2 separate regions of the Homo sapiens genome follow, and region 2 is linked to region 1. The links are chromatin contacts, found by Hi-C or POLR2A ChIA-PET in ENCODE. All regions are on one chromosome and are shown on one strand. Each heading gives the region's core, a stretch centred on a gene start or an enhancer-like site at or near the end of the contact. The rest is flanking DNA. Distances are from core to core; before and after follow the strand shown. Region 1 overlaps STARD7-AS1 (STARD7 antisense RNA 1). Region 2 has its middle 19 kb from the start of NEURL3.

Region 1 (5,446 bases), core at 1,669-4,168:
AGGCTGCAGTGAGCTGTGATCACACCACTGCACTCCAGCCTGGGCAACAGAACAAGTCTCTAAATAAATAAATAAAGATAAAATGGATAGAAGAGGGAGATGGGGAGTATCGGTGAGACCTCAAGAACAGCTGCAGTGGTGGGGGCTGTGGTCATCTGATGAACCATTAGTTTGTTCCAGAGAAAGACGAGCTGCTCCCAGAACTTACCCAGAGGAGTGGATCTGAGTGGCACAAGAGGCTGTGGACGCCCTGATAAACAATCCAAATCCCCCTCAAGACAGGCTCTGCCCCAGCTGCTGGGAGGATTGCTGGCTCACAGCCCTCCTCAGGAATTGCCCCCAAGTGAAGACAGCTTCCCCACCCAATGTCCCACCACCCCTCTGGGGACAGTGTGTACCCAGTGACTGGCTGAAGCTGGGGTACAAAGGTCTGGCCCCTCAGCTCAGTGGGGGCTGGGGGCATCTGAAGCTGGGACGGCCATGAGACTTTTCTAATGCTTCAACACCTTCCATGGGTTCAGCTGAGGGGTGTGTCGAGACTGCCTTGCAGCCCAGCTTCTCCCTGTGAGCAAGTCTGCTTCCTTCCCTTCTGTAGGTGCTGAACCTGAGAGCAGCCCCAGTACACTCCCTGCATGGGAATCTCCATCTCAAAGTCAGCCTCCAGGGAGCCCGCCCTGAAACAGATTCTGTCATGGAACTCAACAGAGTATCCTGGTGCGGATAACCAGTGTTGGGAGTTAGAGCACGGACTCTCTCCACCTGCACGGTGCTGGAGCTCTGCACACCCCCTCTGCAGCCATCCCTCGCCGCTGTCCCTTAGCTGACGCCCTTGCCCTCTGTGTGTCCTTCCTCATGGCCTGCAGGTTTCAGATCCCAAGCTACAGATCATGTCTTCTAGTCTGGGCTCTGGCAGAGAGTTCGGAAGCACTCTTATTATCTTAGCAGCAGCATGTGTGGAAATCATTTCTCATTACAGCGGAGGGCAGGCATTGTGCAGAGGGTTAAGTGGGCCTGCTTGAAGTTGGTTGTTGTTAGCTCTCATGTCTATGCCTTGGTCCCTTTCCCCTCAGGACTTGGAGAGCAAGCTGTTTGAGTCTGATGCAACCCCTGGGCTTTGACTATCATGCCAAAAGGCAGCAAATAAGTGCCTTTTCTTCCCTTCAGAATACATGGACAATCCAAAGCTCTATTAGTCTATTATTCAGAATGAAAAGTGTTTACAATATTCGTCCTCTTACTCCTCAGTATGTGAGACTGTTCCTCGTAGCAGGTAATTTCTTCCGAATTCAAAAACTCCTCATGGAAGCATCTGTTTTTGTCATCAAGGAGGGGGCTGTATGTGGAATTGCAAGGCCAAAGACATCTCGGGTCAACTCTTCTCAGGACCAGATCCAAGTCGCCAGTGAGAACACACATTCAGGCAGCCTCCACCAGCGCCCTGCCTCAGGAGCGAGGCTCCCTGCTTCATGTGGGCAAGAGCTGCCCTTGTTTTCCCAGCGGGCAGTTGGGGGTCTGGAGCCTAGGAAGCAAAGTGAAGCACACACTCCTGCTTCCTTCCTTCCCTGCAGTTGGTGAGTATCTGGCTCAGTTTAGGTTAATATCATCTCTTCAGCCTGGCCCAGTTTACCACTATGGGAAGGAGCCCAGCAGCAGGGGCTGCCAGACCTGGAAATAGATCTGCTCATTGCAGTGTGGCAGGTGCAGAGAAACAGAGCCAGCTATAGCTGGAAGAGAATCTTAGGGCACAGAGATGCACCAACATGTATGAACAAGTCGAGACCCAAGTACCAAGCTGTAGAGTTACTGCACCATAGCAACCCAGGCCAGCAGGCAAGGCAAGAGGGCAGTTATTACAGAGAGCCATGGGGCAAGAGTGGAGCCACCTTGACAGTGGGGGTGACCAGAAGCCACATCTAGGAGTGTTGGCCCAGAGTCTCTGCATTTCCTCCTGCTCAGGACCTTAAGAGAGGCCCATCTTAAATGCCACTGTCTCCATGAGCTTTTGGAAACCTTACCAGTTTCCTCCCCTGTTCAGGGAGTTCCACTAGGGTAACATTCCTGCCTTCTCTCCACCCCTCTATTACTTTGCCCCAGGGAAAATAAAAGATGACTGCTTGGATAGGTAGGTGGGGAGGGGAAACTGGTCCTGTGTAGGCCAGTGGGCCCCTCCATCACCTTGGGGGTGAGCTGCATGCAGGGTATAAAATCCCACTGCTCTCGCTGAGGGGGCTGCACTCCTGCAGGACTAAAGGAGGCTTTCTCTGGTTGAGGGCTACCATGGCTGGGCGGGTGAGCCTGCCTCCTAGTGGGATTTGCATTAGCAGCTCACTTAGTTCACAGGTCTAAAGCTGTGTCCTCCAGCCCAGCCCTCTAGCAGTAATTAAGAGGATATTTTGGTTCCTGTTGCCACTCCTTTGTTTTATTTCTCAGGGCCCTCAAAGACACCCCAGAATAGATTTCCTGTCCCCTTTAATCTTGCCCTTCTTTGAGTCCCCATTGCATTTTATGGTATATTTCTAGCATGACCTTTCATTCTTTCAGTAATTACCTCCTTATTTCCTTCACCCCTGCATTTAAAAAAAAATTTTATAGATGAGGTCTCACTCTGTCACCCAGGCTGGAGTGCAGTGGTGCAATCATAGCTCGCTGCAGCCTTAAACTCCTGGGCTCAAGCAGTCTTCCTGCCTCTGCCTCCCAAGTAGCTGGGACCACAGGTGCACATGACCATGCCCAGCTAACTTTTTTTTTCTTTTTTGTAGAGACGGGAGTCTTACTTTGTTGCCCAGGCTGGTCTCAAACTCCTGGCTTCAAGCAATCCTTCCACTTTGGCCTTCCAAAGTGCTGGGATTACAGGCATGAGCCACCATGCCCAGCCTCCTTCTCTTACTAGCTGAGAACTAAGAGAAGACACTCTGGAGACAGAGGAGGAAACAGTGACGATGCCACATGATGAATACATAATGGAGGGTGAAGACAAGGCTCCGTCAGGGGCACCAAGGAGGGAAACCCAGTTCTGTGGGGAAGGTATGGGGCAGCTTCACAAGCCCAGTGTCTGCTCCCTTTGTGGGAGACGTGTTGTTTCAGCATCCATTCCCCCTTCTTTTAGGAAAAGTGCTTGAATTTCCTTTTCATGGAACCACCCACCTCCCTCTCATCCATGCATTCTATTCCCAGTATCAGGGGTAGACAAGTGACTTCAGGCTTGGCCAATTAGGGTTCTGACTCTTGGTCAAATCAGAGTGAATCCTGAGTCATTTGTAAACTCCAAGGAAAGGGCTTGCTTTGTTTTCTGTTGAATGCAGTGCTCTGAGATAGCCGGAAATGAAACTGCTCTCTTGCCACACTGAAGGCTAGAGAAGGGCCTGGCCAGGAAATGATGCCAGTGATCAGGGGTGGAGCTGGAAGAGGGGGAGTGAGGAGGCCCAGACATCTTGGGAGCCCCAAATTCACCTCAGGATTTAACTTCTCCGCTGCTCAGCCAATAAATTCCTTTCTTCCATGACTAATTTGAGTTGAGTTTTTAGTTTTTGCAACTAAAACAGCACTGACTAATACACCCTTAGGTAAGATTAGAGCAAGAATTTCCAATATCTGTGTTCTTCATCCTGAAATTTGGTGAGGATATCTAAGGTTCTTTTGTCTTTTAAAAGAATTCTGTTGCAATGGAAAGTATCAATCCATATTTTTCCATTTCTCCAAAATGTTTTAGTGTATATCTATGGGGCACAAACTTAATCTCTGTAGGCCCTCTGCCATAGTTGCTCTGTGCCACTTGATAAGGGGCTGGTATCTAGAATATATAAAAACTCTTAAAACTCAGCCGGGCATGGTGGCTCATGCCTATAATCCCAGCTCTTTGGGAGGCCGAGGCAGGCGGATCACCTGAGGTCAGGAGTTTGAGACCAGCCTGGCCAACACGGTGAAACTCTATCTCTCTAAAAATACAAAAATTAGGCGGGCGTAGTGGCTCACTCAAGACTGAGGCAGAAGAACCACTTGAACCCAGGAGTTGGAGGTTTCAGTGAGCCCAGATGGCTCCACGGCACTCCATCCTGTGCAACAGAGTGGCACAGGATGGCAAAAACAAACAAAAGCTCTTAAAACTCAACAATAAAAGACAACCCACTTTAGAAATGAGAAAAGGGCCAAGTGTGGTGGTAATCCCAGCACTTTGGGAAGTTGAGGTGTGTAGATTGCTTGAGCCCAGGAGTTTGAGAGCAGCCTGGGCAACATGGCAAAACCACATCTCTACAAAATACAGAAAAGAAAAAAAAAAAATCAGTCAGGTGTGGTGTTGCACACCTGTAGTCCCAGCAACCTGGAGGCTGAAGTGTGAGGATTGCTTAAACCTAAGGAGATAGAGGCTGCAATGAGCTGCGATTGTGCCACTGCACTCTACCTTGGGCAACAGATGAAGACGCTGTCTCAAAAAATAAGAATAAAGAAAGAAAGATGGGAAAAGAATTTATTTCTTTCCTTTTTTTTTTTTTTAGACAAGGTCTGGCTGGTCCCCCAGGCTGGAGTGCAGTGGTGCAATCTTGGCTCACTGCAACCTCTGCCTCCCAGGTTCAAGTGATTCTCCTGCCTCAACTTCCCGAGTAGCTGGTACTACAGGAGCAAGCCACCACACCCAGCTAATTTTTGTATTTTTAGTAGAGCCGGAGTTTCACCATGTCGGCTAGGCTGGTCTCGAACTCCTGACCTCAAGTGATCTGCCCACCTCGGCCTCCGAAAGTGCTGGGATTACAGGTGTGAGCCACTGAACCTGGCCTTTTTTTGCTGCTGTTGTTGTTCGTTTTGTTTTGTTTTTGTTTTTGTTTTGAGATGGAGTCTCGCTCTGTCACCCAGCCTGGAGGGCAGTGGCTCAATTTTGGCTCACTGCCACTTCTGCCTCCTGGGTTCCAGTGATCCTCCTGCCTCAGCCTGCTGAGTAGCTGAGACTACAGCCGAGACACCACCATGCCTGGCTAATTTTTTTTTTTTAAGTAGAGATGGGGTTTCAGCATTTTGGCCAGGCTGATCGTGAACTCCTGACCTCAAGTGATCTGCCCACTGCACCTGGCCTTTTTTTCTTTTTTTTTTAATAGAGATGAGTACAATGGACTTTAGGGACTCAGGGTAAAGGGTGGGAAGGGGGTGAAGGATAAAAGACTACACATTGGGTACAGTGTGCACTGCATAGGTGGTAGGTGCACCAAAATCTCAGAAATCACCACTAAACGACCTATTCCTATAACCAAACACCACCTGTTCCCCAAAAACCTATTGGAAAAAAAAAAACTCACGTAAGTAAATAAATAGAGGCCAGGAGCAGTGGCTCACACCTGTAATCCCAGCACTTTGGGAGGCCGAAGTGGGCAGATCACCTGAGGTTGGGAGTTTGAGACCAGCCTGGCCAACATGGAGAAATCCTGTCTCTACTAATAATACAAAAATTAGGTGGGCA
Region 2 (5,446 bases), core at 1,497-3,996, 240 kb after region 1:
GAAATACAAATGACGGCGACGAAAGAAGCTAGCGATACAGCAGGAGCAACACTCAATGTTTTGCGCTTGTTTAATGCTCACAGTATCATGTGATGAAGGAGGCATTATTGTCATCCCCATCTTACAGATGAGGAAATCAAGGCACAGTGAGGTGATTTACCTAGATATTTTCATCTGCAAAGTGGGGATGATGCTGAGTGTTGGTGTGAGCATCAAATGCGTAACTACGCGTGAAGTGCTTAGAGCAGCTGGTGGGTTGGGAGCAGGGATCTATCTGAAGCCCCCTTCTGCGATGTGGTTTTTCCAGTTAAACATGATATTTTTGAGATTTGTCTATGTGACACTCATAGCTCTAGCTCATTCACTGCATGACCACACGGCAGTTCATCCATTCTTTTGTTGGACACTGTAGAAGTTGGGTCTTCCCAGAAGCAGATACCAAGACGAAGTTGGACATATGAGACACTGACTGGGGGAAATGCCTATGAAGGAGACAGGGGGGTGAGCTGGAGAATGTTGCACTCAGATGCCTGGGAAAGGAGAGGGGAAGGAAAGAGGGTGGACAGGAAGAGTCTAGGGCTGCAGGGCCATTCTGGGAATTGTTGGGCCAGGCTGATAAGGAGTCCTCTAAACAATGTCACCATTACAGGCATCCCACATCCCCCAGGAAAGGGGATGCCCAGATACCGCCTCCCTGTACTTCTATCTGGTGCTCCCACATCAAAGATTGGAGAAGCATGGCGTCAGGAAGGATGAGGCGGAGGGAAGCTCACGACAGGCTGGGTCTGTCAACTGTGCTCCTCACAGCAGGAGTCTGAGCAGGGCCTTTCTACAGCTGCCATGGGCATGTGGGCTGTTTCACACTTCTCTCGGCTTTACCCCAAGGAGTAGGGGTGACAGCTGCTCCCACTGCGTGCTGACAGCATCGAATTTCTGGGCCTCATACATTCACTGGGGGTGAAAAAGCCAGCCTTGGGCCTCTCAGAGGCCAGCCCCCAGTCTATCCCCCAAGAGGACACACACTTCCTGACATCTCCTTGTGACTGGGAGAACACACATTTGCTACACAGGTATGGGACCCTCTCTCCTCACAAATATTTTAAAAGGGTTCTACCTTAGGGTAACCCAAGGGCCTGCCTCCCCCCATTTTAGCCAATGGTCATATCCTCTTAGTCTCAATTTAGGGAAAGGACAGGCAGTCTATTCCCTCCAATATAATACTTGGTGCTGTGGTTGAATGTCCCCTCCAAAACTCATGTTGAAATTTAATTACCATTGTGAAGACCTTAAGAGATGGGTGATTAGGCCATGAAGCCTCTGCCCTCATGAGTGAAACAATATTGTTATTGCAGGAGTGAGCTAGTCACTGAGGGAATGGGTTCCTGATAAAAGGGTGAAGTTCAGTCCCCATCTTCCCTCCTACCCTCCACCTTCCACCTTGGGATAACTCAATATGAAGGCCCTCGCTAGATGCCAGAGCCATGCCCTTGGACTTCCCAGAGCTATGAACCAAATAAACCCTTTTCTTTATAAATTGCCCAGTCTGTGGTGTTCTAACAGTAAAAAACAAACAAACAAACAAAAAAAGGAATAAGACACTTGGGCTTCTCCTTCCAAGTCCCTGTCAGCCCCAGGACTGCACATACTCCTGGGGGGAGACAGGCAAGGAGCCAAAATGTATTTGATCCTTTAAGTCAGCGGAATCCAAGAGCATTTGAGGGAGTCAGGAGGGGTCCTGAACAGAAAGCCAGGAAGATGTTTAGGGCCAGAAACGGGGATTAGGAAGTGCCCTCCTCTCGTGGTCAGTCTCCATCTCAATCACTGTGTCCAAGTTGGCCCTTTTTTTGTTGAGAACTTTGTGGGGAATGGGGACTGTTCAGGTGATCCGCCTCCATGTCAAGCCATAAATGGCTCAGCTTGAGGCAGAAGGGAGTCTTGGCTGGGATTCAGCGATTCCAGATCTGGTCCCAACCATACCATGGGCTGCTGTGTGGCTGCAGGCAAGTCACACAAAGCCTCTGCGCCTCAGTTTCCTGGCTATAAAATGAGAATGTCACCCCCTGCTGTGCCCCTCGCACTTCACACAGATCTGAGAGAAACAAGCTGGCTGCGCCAGAAAACCACAGAGGCACCACCTCTAGATTCCTGTGGAGATCCTACCACCCATTCCTTCAAAGGAAGGGACTGGGGAGCAGGGCAGCTGGCAGCAGAGGCTAATCTGCTGTGCAGGTCTGTGGAGGAAGGGACCGTGCGCGGTTCTCTTCCCTCTGCCTCCAGGCTTAGGAGTCATCCCCCACACGCGGGACCCCCAGTCCCCACTGTAGACTTCTTCCAAGTGGAATTTCTTCAACAGTTGATCAGCAGGGGGGTCAGGGCGTGCAGTGCAGGGGTGGGGGTGGGGGTTGCGAGAGGAGTGCCATCAGGGAGTAATGCTGGCGAGGCCTCATGAGGACAGCACGCTGGGGCCCTGTGTGCGATGGGCGCCAGGGGCAGGTGACATGGTGGACCCGGTCTCCCCCTTCCCTCTCCAATTGATCTAACAGAAAGCCTGATGTGAAAGTCTGGACGAGGGAATTTTCCCATATCTGCAGGAAAGCCCCGTAGCAGGTCCCTGGAGCCAGCCCGGGCAGGCCTCCGCTTACAGGACGCTAAAGATCCCTGGTTGCAGTTCTACTTTCTTTTTACTGCGTGTATTCTGCCCCTGTGATAATGATTCATTACACGCTTCCTCCATTGTTTTACTCCAGTGACCTCACGTCAAGGGAACCTGTGATCTCAGGCTTCTAGGAAAGCGAAACTTAGCCGCAGCCTGCCTCTCTCCCAGCCTGCCTTACAAGCACTGTGAGTTGCTGGCTGGCCGAGGCCCTGGCAGATCAGACCTCCTGCAGCCCCAGGGATGGCACGGGCACCGCCACTCACGCAGCCGGTAGAGCGCTCCTAGGGCAGGCCCATCTCGCTTCCCTCTCGCCTCTCCCCCCCGCTTTTGCTTGGGCCAATCCGACCTCCTCACCTCCTCGTAGCTCCCCCAGCACACCTTGCCTTTGCCATCTCTGCATGTGCCGCGCCTGCTGTCTGGAAGACCGGCATCCATTCCCCTCTGCCTTCCAAACTCTCCCTGTAGGACCAGCTCAAAAGGCATCTCCTCTTCAGCTGTTCCTGCTGCCAGGGCTAATATCGTCTTCCTCTTTTTTCCCCACTAGCGCTTCTTTGTCTATTTTGGAGAGGTTTTGTTTTGGATAACTTTTTAATTGAGATGTAACTCACATTATCATAATATTCGTCTTTTTTAAATGCACAGTTCAATGGTTTTTAGTATTCTATTCACAAAGTTGTGCAACTATCAGCATAATTAATTTCAGGATATTTTCCTCACCCTAAAAAGAAACTCCGTACCCTTTAGTTGTCACTCCTCATTTCTGCCTCTCCCCAGCCTCTGAAACCCACTAATCTACTTTCTGTTTCTGGATTTGCCTATTGTAGACATTTCATATGGATGGAATCGTGCATATATGGCCTTTGGTGACTAGTTTCCTTCTCTTAGCATAACATTTTCAAGGCTCATCATGATGTAGCCTGAATCAGTATTTCATTCCTTTTTAAGGATCAAATAATATTCATTTCTACCTTGGGGCCATTATGAATAATTCTTCCATCAACATTTGTGTACAAATTGTGTGTGGAAGTGTTTCCAATTCCCTTGGGTATATATGTAGGAGTGGAATCGCTGGCTCATACAGTCCTTCTGTGTTTAAGTTTTTGAGGAGCCACCACTGTTTCCCAAAGCAACTGTTTTTGGCTTTTTAACCAATATGTAAGCTCATTCTCATTGTTAAAAAAAAAAAAAAAAAAGTCCCCACATGCCAGTGAAATGTTCAAGTCCTCCCAATCACATCCCCATCCCAGTCCTTTCCCAGGGTCACTTCTCTTACCCTCCTGGACCCTTTGCCATTCATATACCAACACACACACACATTATTTTATGCATTTTTATATTCATGACATTTACTGTATGCTACATCCTGTATGTCAGAAACATAATGAAAACGTATTCCTTGGGCTGGATGCAGTGGCTCACACCTGTCATCCCAACCTTTGGGAGGCTGAAGTAGGAGGATTGCTTGAGCCCAAGGAGTTCAGGACCAGCCTGAGCAACACAGCAAGATCCTGTCTCTACAAAAAATTTAAAAAATTAGCCAGATGTGGTGGTGCCCACCTGTTGTCCCAGCTACTTGGGAGGCTGAGGTGGGAGGATTGCATGAGCCCAGGAGGCGGAGGCTGTAGTGAGCTATAATCACGCCACTGCACTCCAGTCTGGGTGACAGAGTGAGACCCTAGTTCCAAACAAAATAAAGTAAAAAAATCAAAAAATAAAAACTTATTCCTTGGAACCACAGCACAATGTTCTATAATATGGATAAACCATGGTTGATATAACCACTTTCCTATTGGTAAATATATAAAGTTTGTTTCCAAGTGCTTTCCTGTCATGAGAATTGCTGCCAGGTCATTCTTGCAAGCAGTGAGTGACTTTCTGGAGTAGACACTGGTGGGCGATAGTGTATGAATAGTTTAAATTTTAGTAGATAATGCCTCCAATGTTTTTGTGTAATTGATTTCTTTTTTGTTTGTTTTTGATTTTGTTTTGAACAGGGTCTCACTCTGCCATCCAGGCTGGAGTGCAGTGGCATGATCATAGCTCTCTGCAGCCTCAATCTCCTGGGCTCAGGCAATCCTCCCACCTCAGCCTCCCAAGTAGCTGGGACCACAGGCACAGGCCACCACACCTGGCCAATTTTTTAATTTTTTTGTAGAGATAAGGTCCCCCTATGTTGCCCAGATTGGACTTGAACTCCTGGGCTTAAGTGATCCTCCTGTCTCAGCCTCCCAAAGTGCTGGGATTACAGGCCTGTGCCACCTTGCCCGGCAGTGTAAAAGTTTTCTAACTGAAATGTTGTACCCTTTCACCATTTCACCATCCAACCAAGTTCTATTTTGTTGGTGTCTTGCTGCTGTCTTAATTTGCACTTCCCAGGCTCTTGCAAAGTTTATTCTCATGTTTATTGACCCCATAAGTGATTGGATTGATTTCTCCGTATGTGATCTTGGACACTCACTGTGAGCTATCTGTGCTTTTCTTATTGATTGTAGGAGTAAGTGTTTTGTAAGTTTCAACATCATTCCATTCTGTTATATGTGTTGAAAGTCTCTACTTCCCATCTATTATCTTGCTTCTTAGTTTTATTCATGGTATCTTTTGTCACACATAAGCTTTTAAAAAAATCCTGCGTAATCAAATTTATCAATCTCTCCTTTATGGCTTTAAAAAATACATGTGGCCAGGCGTGGTGACTCACACCTGTAATCCTAGGACTTCGGGAGGCCGAGGCAGGAGGATCACCTGAGGTCAGGAGTTCGAGACCAGCCTGGCCAACATGGTGAAACCCTG

The links. A loop is a pair of places that touch in the nucleus more often than their neighbours do. ChIA-PET counts read pairs that join two places held with the same protein, here RNA polymerase II (POLR2A). Pooled maps may share reads with other maps.
Region 2: a pooled map shows a loop between it and region 1 (4-fold over the local background). The contact joins two enhancer-like sites. A Hi-C loop is called at or near these places in 6 of 50 pooled maps. POLR2A ChIA-PET finds 5 or more read pairs at or near these places in 2 of 52 experiments (activated B cell and activated CD4-positive, alpha-beta T cell).

The regions. Positions count from the first base shown.
Region 1 is chr2:96,239,118-96,244,563 of GRCh38, forward strand. STARD7-AS1 (STARD7 antisense RNA 1) reads left to right here. Exons shown (of 4, transcript NR_046322.1): 3 at 596-1,571; 4 at 2,760-3,506. Among named protein-coding and RNA genes, the nearest start is that of TMEM127, 24 kb to the right of the region's middle. RefSeq lists enhancers at 2,717-2,976, 2,997-3,046. Within about 2 kb of position 2,919, at least 19 of the 41 ENCODE cell types and tissues checked have a DNase peak (open chromatin) inside an H3K27ac peak, as active enhancers do.
Region 2 is chr2:96,483,430-96,488,875 of GRCh38, forward strand. No RefSeq gene overlaps it. Among named protein-coding and RNA genes, the nearest start is that of NEURL3, 19 kb to the right of the region's middle. RefSeq lists enhancers at 1,993-2,685, 2,371-3,020. Within about 2 kb of position 2,747, at least 34 of the 41 ENCODE cell types and tissues checked have a DNase peak (open chromatin) inside an H3K27ac peak, as active enhancers do.